Regions from separate parts of the Homo sapiens genome. Here region 2 is linked to region 1. A link is a loop called in an ENCODE intact Hi-C map of the cell type or tissue named here. Cell type or tissue: stomach. All regions are shown on one strand. Each heading gives the region's core, and the rest is flanking DNA. Links, peaks and the distances in the headings are about the cores only.

Region 1 (8,316 bases), core at 258-8,257:
CTCCTGGCTGCCCTGGGTGCACCGGTACCTGATGGAAAACACCTTCTTTGTCTTCCTGGTGTCAGCCCTGCTGCTGTGAGTCCCGCAGGTGGGGGCGGCCCTGGGGAGATGGCCCTCGCTGGGCCTGCACCGTGTGGGGACTGGCCGCTCCCGGGCTGTGGCCCTGGGCCCTGCCCGACAGCCCCTCTCCCGCAGGGCCGTGATCTACCTCAACATCCAGGTGGTGCGGGGCCAGCGCAAGGTCATCTGCCTGCTCAAGGAGCAGATCAGCAATGTGAGTGCCCCTCCTGGGCTGCTCTCAGCCCCCACCCTCTCAGGTCACCTGAGGGTGACGCTCCCCTCCACTCCCCTGTACATCTCCTGTGGGCCTTGGCTGGTGAAAGGGTTTGTTTGCCAAACAAGTGACCCTGATCAATACGTGCACTTCAGATCAAGTGACGAAGTAGCCGTGAGACAGAGCCAGGCTCCTGATCCCCAAGGACCCGCAGGGCCCCACTGGGACCAGGGCTCTGGGGGGTGGGGTGTGATTTCAGCCCCCGGGTGTGGCCCCGCTGAGGGTTTAGACAGTCTCTGTGAGGATTTTTGGGTCCCTATGGACTCTTCACTCATTTTACAAACAGGTGGATTAAGGTTGAGAGTTAGGACTTAAAACTTTTTTTTTTGGAGACGGAGTCTCGCTCTGTCACCCAGGCTGGAGTGCAGTGGCACAGTCTCAGCTGACTGCAACCTCTGCCTCCTGGGTTCAAGCAACTGTCTTGCCTCAGCCTCCCGAGTAGCTGGGAGTACAGGGCCTGCCGCCACTCCGGCTACTTTTTTGTGTTTTTCGTACAGATGCAGTTTCACTGTGTTGCCCAGGCTGGTCTCGAGCTCCTGAGGCAATCCACCCACCTTGGCCTCCCAAAGTGCTAGGATTATAGGCATGAGCCACCGTGCCTGGCCAAAACATTTTTATGAAGAAAACAATGTTTGACCGGGTGTGGTGGGGCTCATGCCTATAGTCCCAATGCTTTGGGAGGCCAAGGTGGGAGAATGGCTGGAGCCCAGGAGTTCGAGACCAGCCTGGGCAACAGAGTGAAACCTCGTCTCTATAAAAATTTTAAAAGTTAGCTGGGTGTGGTGGTGTGCACCTGTAGTCCCAGCTACTTGGGAGGCTGAGGGAGGAGATTGCTTGAGCCCAGGTTGAGGCTGCAGTGAGCTATGATTGTGCCACTGCGCTCCAGCCTGGGTGACAGTGAAACTCTGTCTCATAAAAAAAAAAAAAAAAAAGCCTGGGCATGGGGGCTCAGGCCTCTAATCCCAGCACTTTGGGAGGCCGAGGTGAGCAGATCACTTGAGGTCAGGAGGTCGAGACCAGCCTGACCATCATGGCAAAACCCCGTCTCTACTAAAAGTACAAAAATCAGCTGGGCGTGGTGGCGTCCACCTGTACCAGCTACTCAGGAGGCGGAGGCAGGAGAATCAGCCCAGATTGCGCCACTGCACTCCAGCCCGGGCGACAGAGCGAGTTGCTGAGGCCCTCATGCTGTGTCATGGGAGTGAGTTGCAGAAGGGGGTCGGACCCCATACCGGAGAGGCAGCCCCCAGGAGTACTGTCCACCCGGCAGCTGGTCCCTGTGCCCACTCCCTTCGCCCCTGTGCCCACTCCCTTCGCCCCTGTGCCCACTCCCTTCGCCCCTGTGCCCACTCCCTTCGCCCCTGTGCCCACTCCCTTCGCCCCTGTGCCCACTCCCTTCGCCCCTGTGCCCACTCCCTTCGCCCCTGTGCCCACTCCCTTCGCCCCTGTGCCCACTCCCTTCGCCCCTGTGCCCACTCCCTTCGCCCCTGTGCCCACTCCCTTCGCCCCTGTGCCCACTCCCTTCGCCCCTGTGCCCACTCCCTTCGCCCCTGTGCCCACTCCCTTCGCCCCTGTGCCCACTCCCTTCGCTCCTCTCTGCCCAGGAGGACCTCCTTGCCCACTGGGCACCCACCAAGTTGGAGACAAGGCACTTTCCCCCCGGGCTACCCAGCCTGGCCTCCTCCCCGAGGCCCCTCCCCTGGGGAACGGCCCCCCGTGAAGCAGGTCCTGTGGCTTTTCCAGGCTTGCGTCCTGCTGCTGGGCTCTGCCCTCCCCCTAGGGCTCCCCATCCCCTCCCATTGCCATTTGTCCTCCTGCAGGTTTTCACTCTGGGGCTGGTGAGTGCCAGTGTCCTTAGGCATGCTCCACACCAGGGCTAGGGGGGCGCTTGTGGGGATCAGCGGCTGGCGTCTGCCAAGGCGAGGGCAGGGCGGGGTGCAGCCAGTGGGCCTCGGCAGCCATGTGACCCTGCTGCTGGCTAGTTGGTGCCAGGATCCAGGGCTCCAGGCAGCTCGTCCCAGCTCGTCCCAAGCACTCATGGGACGGCTCCCACATTGCTTGGGTTGTAAACACTGTAGTACACACTGTCCCATCTCCTGCCTTTCCCGTTTCACCACATAGAGCTGAAAGCCTGGCATCTCGGCTGCGGTGGTTGTCTGGCTGTAGATATTGGAAGTGGGGAATGGCTCCTGCCCTACTGGGTGGCATTTCAGAGCCCCCAGGGGCCAGGTAGGGCCAGGTGGGTCCGGGCGGGGAATGCAGAGTGGTGCTGGGAGAATCCCAGCTCTACCCACCGTTGCTCTGGGATGGGAAGGACCTTTCTCCAGGCGGATGCTGGCTGTGGTGTCTACCCAAGGCCGAGCTCTGACCCGTCTTTGGGGCTGTCGGTCTGAGTTTTCCCCGTGCAGGTCGGCATGGCTCAAGTGCACAGCCCCTCCATACTCATCAGCAACTCGATAGAAGCTACTTAGGTTGTTGCTTAAGGGGCCCATGGTCTCTCCTTGAAGGTATTCTAAGTGGTCCTCCTAGGCTGAGCCAGGTTGCCAGGTGCCCAGAGCCAATCCGTGTGGCTCTTGACAGAACTCCTGTTCTCTGTGTGAAGCTCCGGGCGGGGAATCCCGGTCTGACCCAGGCACTGATGATCAGTGTTTCGGTGCACCAGATCCTTTGCTAAGTGCCCCCTCTGCTTGTCACATTTCATTGTCGAAAGAGCCCTGGGTCAGTCCAGTACTGGCCCCAAAGATGTCCCCGTCCTAAGACTGGATGGAGCCTGTGAATACGTTACGTTGCGTGGCTGGGGAATTACGATTGCAGGTAGAATTAAAGTTGCCAGTCAGCTGACTTTGGATAGGAGATGGCCCTAGATTATCGTGGTGGCCCAGCGTGATCTCAGGGTCCTTAGAGGTGAAAAACAGAGGCCGGAGTGTCAGGGTCAGAGTGGTGCCACGTGAGCAGGACTTGAGCAGCCACTGCTGGCTTTGAAGTGGAGGAAAGGGCTGAGAGCCAGGGGCCTCTAGAAGTTGGAAAAGGCGAGGAAGAGGATTCTCCCCCGAAGCCTCCGGGAGGAATGTAGCCCTGATCATGCTTGACTGGAGCCCAGTGAGACTCATTTTGGACTTCTCACTTCCAGAACTGAAAGTTGAGAAACCGGTGGTGTTTTAAGCCACGAAGTTGATGACAGTTCGTTACGACAGCAGCAGGAAACTAATGTAAACCCTGTGCCTTGTGTTATTATCCCCCTTTACAGATGCTGCCACTGAGGTCACAGAGTTAGTAACCCAAGGCAGAGCCAGTACGTGGCAGGGCTGGTTTTAAATTGAGTCAGGCTGGCTCTGGGCTGCTGATTACATTTCCCTTTTCACTTTGGCCACTAGGAAGCTTAGATCCACACATACGCCCACTTCCTGGCTCTTGGTTTTTCCTTGTCCTTGTTTGGTGGCCCTTTCACCTTTTCTTTTATGTTTTTGCTGCTTGCGATGTTGAATACACCTCGTGAGTTTTCCCTCAAATGCAGTTTGGAACAGGATGGCTCTGGATGGGCTGATGGATGATTTCTCCTCCCCTTTGTGTTCTGGCCTTTCTAGGAGGGTGAGGACAAAATCTTCTTAATCAACAAGCTTCACTCCATCTACGAGAGGAAGGAGAGGGAGGAGAGGAGCAGGTGAGGGTCCGTGGAGGGATTGGGGACACTCTGAGCCTGGAGGGGAGAGGGGCCAGGGCTGGACAGTAGGGCTGCCACTGGGGCTACACCACGACATTGCTGACACTTGACCGCTTTTGACCTACAAAAATCTCCCCCCCGGCGCCCACCTTCACTCTCTCTAGAGCCTTCTCTGGCCTCCGGAGCCTGGCCATTTTGACAGGGACCTAAAATACATCTCAGGAGAAAGGCTGTGGGGCGTCTGGCCTGTCCCTCGCCGGGCCTTGGCTGCGCCCAGCCAGGTTGCAGGGATGTTGATGTTTATGGGGTCCCCTCAGTGATGTCTCTTTCTGGCAGGGTTGGGACAACCGAGGAGGCTGCGGCACCCCCTGCCCTGCTCACAGATGAACAGGATGCCTAGGGGGACGGCGATGGGCCTCACGGGCCCGCCCAGCACCCTGAGACCACACTGTTGCCTCCCAGTGACCCTGCTGGGACACCAGGACAAGGAAGACAGTTTCGCCTCTCGAAAGCCGCAGCTGCGCCTAGGCTGGAGCTGGAAGGGTGGGTGAATCCGGCTTGGGCATCCCCAATGAACTCTGCCCTGCCTGGGACTCTATTTATTCTGATTAAAGGGGTTTTGCAAATGGGCTTGTCCCTTGGGGCTCTGTGTCTGTGACCACACCCGGGGCCTGCTTCCCGCTGCCCTGGGGCCACCTCCAGGCGCAGGTCTGGGTCCTGGGAACCTCAGCTGGAGTGGGGGCGCCCTCTGCTGGCCAAGCCCCAGATGGCAGGGGCTGGACCGCGCCAGGGCTTGATTCGCTTGCTGCCTTTGACCAGCCTGAACTCGCGCCCAGGAGGGGCTTACACCTGCACAAGTGAGCCGAGCAGGCACGGATTGTGACCAGAGCGATGCGTCAACCATTGGGTGATGCTGTAGCATCTACTGGAGCAGGAGACAAATTTAGAGAGGGACTTGGAGGGGAGACATATCAGTTGCAAATGAGTTGTGGGGACAGTTGCCTCCCAGGCATAGGTAACCAGCACCTGTGCTTGGAGGCGAACAGGGCTTGGTGAGGTGGGGCTGGCCCCCTGCTTCTGGCTGCCAGCAGCTGGCTGGGGGGTGGTGATCCTGGGTCTGACTGGGCTGAGTTTGAGGAGCCCGTGGGATACCGAAAACCGTAGGCTGTGGGGGGTGGGCACAGGGATTCGGGGACCAGCCCGTCATGACCCCGTGCTCCAGGTCTGCAGGGACCAGCCCATGACAGCCCAGGGCTCCAGGTCTGCGGGGACCAGCCCATCACAGCCCAGGGCTCCAGGCCTGCGGGGACCAGCCCGTCAGCCTCAGTTCTCCAGGCCTGCGGGGACCAGCCCGTCATGACCCCAGTGCTCCAGGTCTGTGGGGACCAGCCCGTCAGCCTGTGCTCCAGGCCTGCAGGAACCAGCCCGTCAGCCTCAGTGCTCCAGGCCTGCGGGGACCAGCCCGTCAGCCTGTGCTCCAGGCCTGCGGGGACCAGCCCGTCATGACCCCAGTGCTCCAGGTCTGTGGGGACCAGCCCGTCAGCCTGTGCTCCAGGCCTGCGGGAACCAGCCCGTCATGACCCCAGTGCTCCAGGCCTGCGGGGACCAGCCCGTCATGACCCCAGTGCTCCAGGTCTGTGGGGACCAGCCCGTCACGGCGCAGGGTTCCAGGCTTGTGGGGACCAGCCTGTCACAGCCCAGGGCTCCAGGCCTGCAGGAGCTGCGCTTGGGATTGGGGGAATGAACCCAGGTGGGGAAATGGTCAAAGAGCGATGGGCCCAGAAAAGGGTCAGACCCAGATGGAGATGCCACTGGCTGCTAGCAGACCCCCACGCTGGGTCTAGCCCACCCAATCCCATGGGGATGCTCCTGTGCTCTGCAGACATCTGGGTGCTGCCACAGGGGCCCGACAGAGTTGGCATCTGGGTGGATCTGAGCCAAGTGGTGCTTCTGGGCCTCAGCAAGTAGCTGGTGCTGATTCTGGGCAGCCAACTGTGGCAGCATCTTCAGGTGCGAGTGCTGCTGGGTGAAGCTGCGTGGGCAGTCCAGAAAGTGACGTGACAGTCCACAGGGACCGACGTAGGGTTTCCAGCCCCTATCTGTGCAGATGCTGTCCTCCAAACCATCACGGTCCCTCTCTGGCTGGGGACGTGCGCCTGCCACTGCTGGCTTGCCAGCATGATCATTGGTTGTGACCTGTTGAGCCCATCTTGCCAGCCTCACAAAGGACAGTACTAGCTGCTTATGACAGGAAAGTGGAAGAACTTGGCCTGGATATTTCTGGAGAATTACCGTGTGTGCTAGTCAGTCTTTCGTGTCAACCAGGCCAGGCTGTGGGGCCCAGTGATCTCATCGAGAGGGGCCGAGGTGTTGCTGTGATCGTGTGCTGCTGGAATGTGGTGAACACCTACAGTCGATTTCACCTAAAGATCATCCTTGAGAATGTGGGTGGGCCTCATCCTATCAGCTGAAAGCTTTAAGAGCAAAACCCGAGGTGTCCCAGAGAGGGAATTCTGCCTTGAGACGGCGGCTTCCCACTCCCACTGGATGTCCAGCCCGCGGCCCCACGGCTGGGTGAGCCCGTCCTCTCCTCGTTTCTGTCTCCGGACCCACCGTGTGGCCCCAGACCCTCCAGTGAGGACCTCCCGTATTTCTTCAGAGCAGCCCTTGCGTGCTGGAGGCCTGGGCTTCAGTGTGTCCCTGGGTGCCCTGGGGCATGTTCTGTGACCTCCCAGCTCCTCGCCTCATGGGGCCGCTGTATCAAGTGACACAGTTTGTGTGCTGCGTACCATGCCTGGCACCCATTTGAGGTGTTGCAAGGAGGCCATGTTTGCTCGATGAGAGCAGCCTAAGATCTACAAACTGTTGTTCGAGTGGATGGGAACTTGATGCTATTTTCAGGCTGAATGACAAGACTCCGCGATGCTTCTCGGCCTGGGCTGCACAACGGAATCTACCAGGGAGGTTTTAAAAACACTGGTACTTGCTGGAGGTGGTGGCGCCTGTCTGTAATTGCAGCTGCTCCAGAGGCTGAGGCGGAGGATTGCTTGAGCCCAAGAGTTTCGGTTTATTTGCTTTTTCAGAGTCTTGCTCTTGCCCAGGCTGGAGTGCAGTTCCATGATCTCGGCTCACTGCCTCAGCCTCCCAAGTAGCTGGGATTACAGGTGCATACAACCAGGCCTGGCTGATCTTCGTATTTTTAGTAGAGATGGGGTTTCACCATGATGGTCAGGCTGGTCAAGATCTCCTGACCTCAAGTGATCTGCCCGCCTCGGCCTCCCAAAGTGCTGGGATTACAGACATGAACCACAACACCTGCCGAGCCCAGGTGTTTTGAATCCAGCACGGGCAATGGCAAGACCCTGTCCCAACAAACAAAAAAACACTGGTGCCTGAGGCCCACCCCGAGAGATTCTGATTGAGTTGATTTGGATTTGAATTATCTTTAAAATTTTGGATGTGAATTTTTTTTTTTTTTCTTGGAATGGAGTTTCACTCTTGTTCCCCAGGCTGGAGTGCAACGGGACGATCTTGGCTCACCGCAACCTCCGCCTACTGGGTTCAAGCCATTCTCCTGCCTCAGCTTCCCAAGTAGCTGGGATTACAGGCATGTGCTACCATGCCCAGCTAATTTTGTATTTTTAGTAGAGACAGGGTTTCTCCATGTTGCTCAGGCTGGTCTTGAACTCCTGACCTCAGGTGATCCGCCCGCCTCGGACTCCCAAAGTGCTGGGATTACAGGCATGAGCCACCATGCCTGGCCGGATGTGAATTATCTTAAAAATTTTCAGGTAATTCTAATGGGCCAAGGTTGAGAACCCCTGCTCTGGGCCCATCCGAGCACCAGGCTGTCACAAACGCATGCATGCACTCACGCCCGTGGGCTTGGGGGGCTTCGGAAATGTGCTTCTGCTTTTTTGAGATGGGGTCTTTCTGTTGCCCATCCCGGAGCACAGTGGCACGATCACAGCTCACTGCAGCCTCGACCTCCTGGGCTCAGGTGATCCTCCCGCCTCAGCCTCCTGAGTGTCTGCTTCTGGTTTTCATGATGACCTGGGGCCCAGGCATACTACACTTGTGCTGTTCAGGGGCCAGTCCTGCACCAGGAGCCCATCAGCCACAGCTCCGCCGAGAAGCACTGATATGCAGAGCTAAGCAGCTTTGTTTCCACGTGGATCCTGCGTAGGTTTTCTTGGTCCATCCGTAGACACCGCACTCCTGCAGAGGATCTTCTCGGGATGCCCCACTGTCTCTGTTTTCCCTCTTCACTGAACACTCAGTCGGGGCTCGCCATGATGCCTCTGTGTCTGCTGGCTTCTCC
Region 2 (8,316 bases), core at 255-8,254, 140 kb before region 1:
GGGGTTACAGGCGTGAGCCACCACGCCCCACCATGGACTATTTATTGGTCTGAGTGGCTATGGCACGGGAGTTTATTTTATATGTATTTATTCATAACACTGTACAAATATGCTTCATGAGCATTTCTGTATGCGTGGTAAATTTCTTAATTTTTTAAACAAGCAAGTGTATTTGAGCGCCCATTGTGTTGGGCACTGGGGATGGGCCATGCCGAGCTCCCGCTAGCCCACGGTGAGCTGATGGAGTGCAGGTGAACATCCTGTGGCTTCCTGTTGAAGTCATGCACAGGGTCTCCCCAGCTCTGTAGCCCCCCTGCTCTGCACCTGGCTGGGGAACAGCCCTCACGCCCCCCTCACTCCACCCCCCATTCTCTCCCGGTCTCGCACCCTCATGGCACCTCACTCTGGATTTCCGGAGATGGTGCTGAAGGCGAACCTGGAGAGGGACATCTTTCCCACTAGGGGGTCCCAGTTGGGGAAGTGCAGGGGCTTGGAGGAGCTCCCTCCCTTCCCCTTCCCACCCTCCCAACAGCACACATGACCTTGACACCCAGTGGCCCCCACGTGGGCCAAGTGCATGCCCACCATGGGCCCAGCCAGGCCCCCAGGCCCAGCGCCCTGTCCTTTGCCACCCAGTCCCCCAGGCTGGGAATGATGATGGCAGTGCCGACAACTCCCCTCTGGATCCCAAGCTATCGGGGCTGGGCTTAGGCTAGGGCGCTATAGATCCTGCAGGCTCAGGGCCAAGAGGATGGGATGGAAAGGACATTTCCCCCCCCCCACCCCCCCCACCTGTTTACCAGGACCCAGGGCCGCTATCTCCAGCTGCGATCTGCTGCCTCCCTTTATCTCAGCGGGGCCAGCCCTGGGTTCCCAGCAGCAGCCTCCCCGGCGCGCACTTCCTGCCAGCAGCCCAGCGTTACAGGAATCCGCACACTGAACTCAGCATGTGAGTGTGTGCCCACACCCCAGCGCCTGCGCCTGGGCGGGTGCCAGGGAGCCGGGGGCGCCGTGAAAGGCAGCCCACCTGGGGCTTATGTCGCAAGGCCCCCTCCAGCCAGCCCAGTGGCCTCCCACTGCTCAGGGGAGCCGCAAATCTCTCAAGAAGGCCAGGGAGGGGGCTGTCTTCAGGACCCCCAGACCTGACTCTGAGAGGCTGAGGCCAGGCCAGCCCCTGTTCCTCTGGAATCCTCGCCATGTCCTTCTGCACAGGGGTCTCACACCCTGGGGGGTGTGCACACTTCTGCCTGGGGGGTCCCAGGGGCAGGGGATGGCGAACCACATGTCCCTCCATTGTCAGTCACCTGGCTGGTGTTTACTGAGTCCTGTGGTCCTGGCACTGGGCTAGGCATGCAGGACACACCAAAGGAGGAGGGCGTCTGGGCCCTGCAGGCACAGGGCATCAGCCACACGGAGAAGTCAGAGGAGTAAACAGGCAGCTGTGACCCGTGCGCAGTGGGAAGAAAAGGTGCTATAGGCAGCACAGGAGGAGGGCTACCTCCATCCCCCACTGGGCTGGGCCAGGAGGGCTTCATGGAGAATGAGGCGTCTCAGCTAAGATCTGAAGACTTAGAAGGTGGTGACCAGGGATGCGTGCCGACGGTTGGGGGTTTTCCAGACAGAATGCAGGTGCAGAGGTCTCGGGGTGAAAGAGAGGCCAGCGCATTCGGGAACAGAAGTGTTGCAAGCCAGAGTGTGGGGCGGGGAGGCGTCTGGGAGGCAGAAGGGCTGGATCCCACAGAGGCCAGGGAGGAAGCCCCGCCGAGGGGCCCCACTGCACCCACGGACAGAGGAGCTCAGAAGTTTGGGAAGGGCTGGGCTGCAGGGGTCAGTCCTGGGGGGCAGGGGCTCAGGAGAGAAGGGAGCAGCTGGCATGTGGGGGTGGGGCCAGCCTGCGTTGGGGCAGGAGATGACCCCAGGACCTCCAGTGATGGTGACCCTTCTAGTGAGAATGTCAAGAAGAACTGCAGAGAGGGGAGGGAAGAGGGTCAGTGCTGGGACAGGGGTGGGGGCAAGTAGAGTTGGCTCCACAGAGGGCTTTGGGCTTCTCATCCCAGCCTGGGAACTGCGGCCCGTCCCCAGCTTACCAGCAAGACAACTCAGATCTCAGTTGCAGCCAGGGTCACACACACACACGTGCGCACACACACATGCACACACACACACACACCCATGTACACACGCATGCACACACACACATGTAGGAGCCCAGACAACCCCCCAGAGGCCAAGCTGGGGTCATGGGGTCCACCTGCCACAGGCCTCACTGCACCTTTCCGTGTGAGAGCCCACCCTTCTTGCTCCTCCACACTGTCAGACCCCACTGGGACAAGGCAGGGCTGGCCCAGGTGACCCGGGGACTAGATAGGAGGACCCAGAAGAAGGAAACTGTTCTGCCCCAGGTTCCCCCAGGGAGAGGCCACCTATCTGGGGAGACAGCTCTGATTTGGGAGAAAGGGAGAAAGGCCCTGTTGGGTGACCAGCTGTGCCTCTCGGGCAGGGTCCTCGGGCCTCTGTGACCCCAGCCTCCCTGCCCATCCTTCCACTGCAAAGCCGCTGGGACCATTGGCAGGGAAGCTGCAGAGGGCAGGCTTTGCAGACTGCGAAGCTTGGCAAACAGGAGGCCATTCTGTGATTCTGCCATAGCTCGAGGGGCCGGGGGTCCATTTGTTTGTCCCCCTTCTCCCCTGAGCGCTGCTATCCCTGCCCCCAGTCCCTGCCCCGCCAGACCACCTCCTTTCCTTCCCACAGAGGCCTCCGTTCCCCGCCCCCTACTTCCCAGCAGAAGGTCTGGAGCCAGACAATGAGATAAGGGGCTTGTTTTCTAAGGGCAGGAATTTGGTGCAGATTGTGGGTCAGGCCCAGAAGGGCTCTGGGGAGGGGAAGGCAGCAAGCCTGTCCATCACATGGGTGTCCTTGGGACCACTGACCCTGCGGGTACTTACAATTCCCACCAAGCTGAAGGAAGAGAGATGGAGAGCCCCTGAGAGGTCATCAGGCCCCGGATGTAGCTTTTGGGCTCCATCCCCACCCCTGCTCACTTCCCCAGCCACGCTGGCCCTCAGGGCCACAAACGCAGCAGCTCCTCTCTACCCAGAGGCTTCACCCCTGCTATCCCTCTGTCCAAAGTCGGCTCCATCTTCGAAGCTCAGCCTAATCACTGCTTCCTCCAAAAAGCCTGCCCTGCTGCCTGGACTGGGACTGTTAGAGCTGCTTCCTCGCTGCCATCCTCTCACGGCCAGCATCTTGTCCCCCACCCCTGGGACCTGAGCTCTGGAGGGCAGGCCACCTCTGCTCGCCCTAAGTCCCCAGGCCTGACCTGGAGCTGGCCTGTGGTAAAGGCCTGGCCATGACTGATCTAGGATGGGTGTCCTCCTCACCAAGGGCCACCCTCACCAGACGCTTGGCCCAGCAGCTGTGGCCCCTCCTGGATCTTTCTCCTATGGGGGACAGAAAGAGGAAGAGGAGCCGCTGAGTGGCAATGGGTGCCTGTGCTCCCTGTGTGGGGGAAGGGCACCCCACAGTCTAGACTGTGTCAGAGTTCACCCCAAAGCCCCCGGGCCCTCAGAGTTCCAAGCTGGGATCAGTAACGACAATGATAATAACAGCCACAGCTGGGCAGGTCGTGATGGCTCACGCCTGTAATCCCAGCACTTTGTGGGGCTGAGGGAGAATCACTTGGGCTCAGGAGCTTGAGACCAGCCTGAGCAACACAGCAAGACCTTGTCTCTACGAAAAACACAGAAAGATTAGCCAGGCATAGTAGCACTTGCCTGTAGTCCCAACTACTTGGGAGGCTGAGGTGGGAGGTTCACCCAAGCCCAGGAAGTCAAGAATGCACTGAGCTGTAATCACACCACTGCACTCCAGCTTGGGGGATAGAGTGAGACCCTGTCTTAAAAAATTAAAAAACAGCCACAGTGGGGTGACCACCCTGAGCTTACAGCAAGCCAGGCATTGGGGTCAGCACCAAACACATATCCAGTCACTGAATGCTCACAACAGCCCAATCTGCAGTTGAGGAAACCGAGGCACAAAGAAGCTACATGGCTTGTCCAAGGCCACACAGCTGGCTTGAACTTCAGCACCACCCTGCCCCCATGGAGGCAGTCCACCCAGGGGCAGGGGCCTATGGAGGAGGGGCTCCCCACGCATTCTTTTAGCGGTCTCCCCTTAGACTGGAACCCGGCTGGAGACATAGCCCTGTCCCCCAGCCTGGCACCTGGACACCTGGACACTGCCTGGCGCACCGAACTTGCTCAACAAATCAATACTGAAGATGGTAAACGAGGGAAGCTGTGTTTTAGGGGCAGCATGAAACAGTGATTTAGGGCTGCCCTCTGGAGACAGCGGTACCCCGCCCGGACCAATTCCTACCCAAGTGGCCTCCAGCTGTCCGTTAGCTCCGCGTCTCCTGTTCCCCATCTGCAAGACAGGGATAGCAATAGTGCTTGTCTCCTAGAGTCGTTGGGAGGTTTAACTGAGCTAACATTTGCAAAGGGCCTGGGGCAGAGCCTGGCACATGGCAAGTGCCACATGAGCGTCTGTGTTATAAAAGCTCGCCCAGGGCTGGGTGCAGTGGCTCACGCCTGTAATCCCAGCAATTTGGGAGGTCAAGTCGGGTGGATCACCTGAGGTCAAGAGTTCGAGACCAGCCAGGCCAACATGGTGAAAACTCCTCTCTACTAAAAATACAAAAAAAAAAAAAAATTAGCTGGGCGTGGTGGCGCGCGCCTGTAATCCCAGCTACTCGGGAGGCTGAGACAGGAGAATTGCTTGTACCTGTGAGGCGGAGGTTGCAGTGAGTCAAGATCGCGTCACTGCACTCCAGCCTGGGCGACAAAGCGAGACTCTGTCACACACACACACACACACACACACACACACACACACACACACACTCGCTCGGCCTCGGTTTCTCCTTCAATGAGCAGAACCTTCTGCTTCAGCATCACGGGCTCGCTGGTTCTCCGCCGCGACGCAGCCCGTACTACAACTCCCAGCGTGCCACGGGGCCCGTTCGCAGACGCTCGCGCACGCCCGCCGCGAGGGAGCGCGAACTACAACTCCCAGCGTGCCACGGGGCTCGCTCCCTGGACCCCCGGCCCAGGGCGGCTGCTTCCCAGCTCTAGGAATTCTGGCCGCACCGACCACGTCGCTCTCGCCGCCTTCGCTGGGGAGTAGAGGAGTCAGCAGCTCCCGCCGGGGTGGGGAGTCGGGCGCTGCCCGCGCCATGCTCCGCAGACTGGCCCGAGCGGCGGCCCCGGTACATGGGGCGCTCCGGGCGGGGTGTGGGAGCGCGGGGGTCGCAGCCTACGTGGTGGGCCTGCGCAGCGACAAGGTGACCAGGCCCGGGCCGGCCATGAGGTGCGTCATGGCCGAGGCGGTCGTGGGGGACGACGACTACGGCGAAGACCGGCGTGCAGGCCGGGGGTCGTGGAGGCGGCAGCGGAGCGCTGTCCGTGATGGTCTGGGACGCAGGGGAAGTGGCTCCCTTGGCGCTTAAAACCCATTTATGCCTAGTGTTCCATTATTGGAACGCTAAGCATCTGGGAGGTATTTATGTCCTACTGCTCAAGGTCATCGCCAAGGTCTGATGGCAAAAATTCAAAAAATTGCAACCTCCGACATAAATGGGTGTAATGAACACCTGCCACAGGATAGGCTTGCCGTCTGCGTGCGTGCTGCTGTTACCTGAAAGTTAGAAATGCAGATTCCGGCCGGGCGCAGTGGCTCAAGCCTGTAATCCTAGCATTTTGAGAGGCCAAGGCAGGCGGATCACGAGGTCAGGAGTTCGAGACCAGCCTGGCCAACATGATGAAACCCCATCTCTACTAAAAATACAAAAATTATCTGGGCGTGGTGGTGGGCACCCGTAATCCCAGCTTCTCAGGAGGCTGAGGCAGGAGAATCACTTGAACCCGGGAGGCAGAGGTTGCAGTGAGCTGAGATCGTCCCACTGCATTCCAGCCTGGGCGACAAGAGCGAGACTCCATCTCAAAAAAAAAAAAATAAAAATAAAAATAAATAAATAAAAGAAATGCAGATTCACATGGCCTGCCGAGAAGAACCTGCATTTCTATAGGCTCACCAGGTGGTTGTGTGTGTCCTGCATTGTCACCCAGCTGCCCCCTGAGATGGGTGATGTCCAGTCTTGCAGAGGAGGGTTCTGAGATGTGGAGGGAGGCGCTCCAGGCCCCATACTTAGTAAATGGCAGAACCAAGGTTTGAACCCGGGTCTTCTGACTCTGAAACCCACAACTGTTCTCCTGCACTGCCTTCCCCCACAGAAGGCAAATGGAAAATAGATGTAGAAAGGGGCAGGTTCTACAGGCTGCACCTCGCAAGGAGTGGGTTCTAATAACCTAGGGAGTGTCTCCAGGGTACAGCGACCCCCAGCCCCAGCCCTGGGTTGTGAGTTGCCATAGTGAACCACTTTGACTGTTGGGGTGTGCACACCCCTCAGCTAGGCCAGGACAAGCCATGGGGTCACCAGTTGAATCCCGAGGGCCCGTCTGCTAAGGGGTTAAGGGATGGCTGGGGCTAAGCATGTATCCAGCTGCTGCCCAGCGTTGCTGGAGATGCTGATCTCCATGCTCCCAGGCAGCCTCACATGTCAACAAGTCACTGCCGCTCAAGGAGAGGCTGGGGAGGCGCTTGAGTTGATGGGAGTCTAGAGAGGGTGCCCTGGGAAGCAGAGGATGGGGCGAGGCTGTGGCTCACGGGGAAGGGGGCTTCACAGAGGAGCCCTCCTGCAGGCTGAGTGGAAGCATCCCAGGCAGGGAAGGGAGCGCCGGCTCACAGGGCAGGGGTCTTCAGGAGCAGAAGCAGACTGGTGAGAAAGGTCTTCAGGGCGCAGGTGGGGATGTGGCAGGTGTGGAGAGTGCAGGAGGCTCTGAGGAGGGGGGGCAGAGGCCAGGTCACTCCAGCCCTGAGTGTCATGCTAAGGACTTGATGCCACAGTTGGGGGGACCACAGTGGGCTTTACAGCAAGAGCGGGAGCCTTCCTCACCCTCCAGCTGCACCCTCACACCCCGTCCAGCCCCCCACTCATCCCTCCTGACGAGGAAAGGAAGTCAGCAGAGAAACCACAGGCCCCACCTGCAAAGGGCTGAGGGGAAAGGAAGTGAGACAGGTGTGAGGTCTGCCGGGGACAGGTTCAAACCACAAGAGAGGTTCTTGGGGGGAGCGGGGAGAGGCCATGGCCCAGGGTAGGTGGGGTGCAGAGTTGACTGAGGGCCCTGTGGGGCTGGATGTGTGGTTGCTAAGCCCACAGAGTGTGCAGCTGGTGGATGGGGCTCCAAACCCACTCAGCTGCTCACCGGAGCCTCGGGCTAGGGGCCTCACCTGGGCTCAGGGCGTGCTCTGGCCCAAGTGACACAGGGAAAGCAGCATGGACGGTGCTGACACCCGAGTGTGCAAGCACAGCGGCTTCCCTGTCCCTCCGCAGAGCTGCAAGAAATGGCTGTGGAGCTGCTAGGGCTGGGGCGCACCCTCTTTGTGCCCTCCAACACTATGGCCAACCTCATCTCTGGTGAGCGCAGGGCGACTTCTGTCTGCCTAGCAGGTCCTCAGTGCATATGGGGGGGCTCTGACACTCATGGACCACATTCCTCCATTTCTGTTGGGTTGGTGGGGAGCCCTGGAAGGAGATGGGGGAGGAGGACAGTGGGGGCTGCAGGTCTGCTCCTCCCTAGCTCCTCTTCCGAGGGTCCCCAGGGCCTCTGGGCCAGCGTCAGGGACCTCTCCACATAGCCCTGGCTCCGGGTTCCTGCAGCCACACCTTCCTCTCACCCCTCAGGCCTGTTCTCCGGGCTTCCCTGCTCCTGCCTCCCCTCTATAAACCGTCCCATGATTAAACACTGCCAGTTTCCCAGTGTGTGTGTGCCGTCTGTTTCCTGCCAGGGTCTGACGACTGCAGGTGCCTCGGCTGCGTGTCCACCAAGAAGCAGCATTGCAGCAGCTTCTCCAGCAGGCGATGCTCTGTGGAGGGGCCTCCAGGCGCAGGTGTGCAGGCTGGGTGTGGCCCAGCGATTCCCAGCGCAGCACAGCTATCCTAGACTTGTGTGTTTAATGGGATGGTCTTCTGGCACGTAGCACTGAGGTGTCTTGAAGGTGCTGTTTCCTTGCCGGCCTCAGGCATTTGTGAGTTGACTGTAGCCTTAGGGCTCAGCCTAGCCACGCTGAGCAGGGCCACATGCCTCCAGACTCAATGCCAAGACCTGCCCTCCTTCTGTCTCAGTGATGTGTCACTGCTGGCGCCGGGGCTCCCAGCTCCTCCTTGGGCAGGAGTGCCACCTCCACGTCTATGAGCAG

The links. Hi-C counts contacts between places; a loop is a spot of excess contacts. Peaks named below come from ENCODE experiments on the same cell type or tissue, not always from the same donor. Only the 100,000 strongest peaks of a DNase experiment are listed, where the experiment ranks them.
Region 2: it touches region 1 in a loop (4-fold over the local background); 87 of 110 quality-filtered maps call a loop at or near these places.

Annotation. Positions count from the first base shown.
Region 1 is chr17:78,109,227-78,117,542 of GRCh38, reverse strand. TMC6 (transmembrane channel like 6) reads left to right here. Exons shown (of 20, transcript NM_001127198.5): 17 at 1-75; 18 at 196-274; 19 at 3,919-3,995; 20 at 4,332-8,316. The coding sequence ends at 4,395. Among named protein-coding and RNA genes, the nearest start is that of TMC6, 15 kb to the left of the region's middle. RefSeq lists an enhancer at 4,893-4,952. In stomach, for the core only: CTCF peaks have their summits at 4,562 and 4,761 (motif pointing left); a DNase peak (open chromatin) is centred at 4,742.
Region 2 is chr17:78,251,334-78,259,649 of GRCh38, reverse strand. LOC105371910 (a long non-coding RNA gene) reads right to left here. Exons shown (of 2, transcript NR_164160.1): 2 at 7,159-8,316. It also overlaps the pseudogene THA1P. Among named protein-coding and RNA genes, the nearest start is that of LINC01993, 23 kb to the left of the region's middle. RefSeq lists enhancers at 405-574, 120-984, 1,307-1,626, 1,637-1,686, 4,991-5,260 and 2 more, silencers at 847-896, 5,291-5,440 and cis regulatory regions at 547-1,135, 2,635-3,093. In stomach, for the core only: no CTCF peak of the experiment used is centred there; DNase peaks (open chromatin) are centred at 909, 5,049 and 7,079; H3K4me3 peaks cover 1,813 bases; H3K27ac peaks cover 969 bases; H3K27me3 peaks cover 1,561 bases.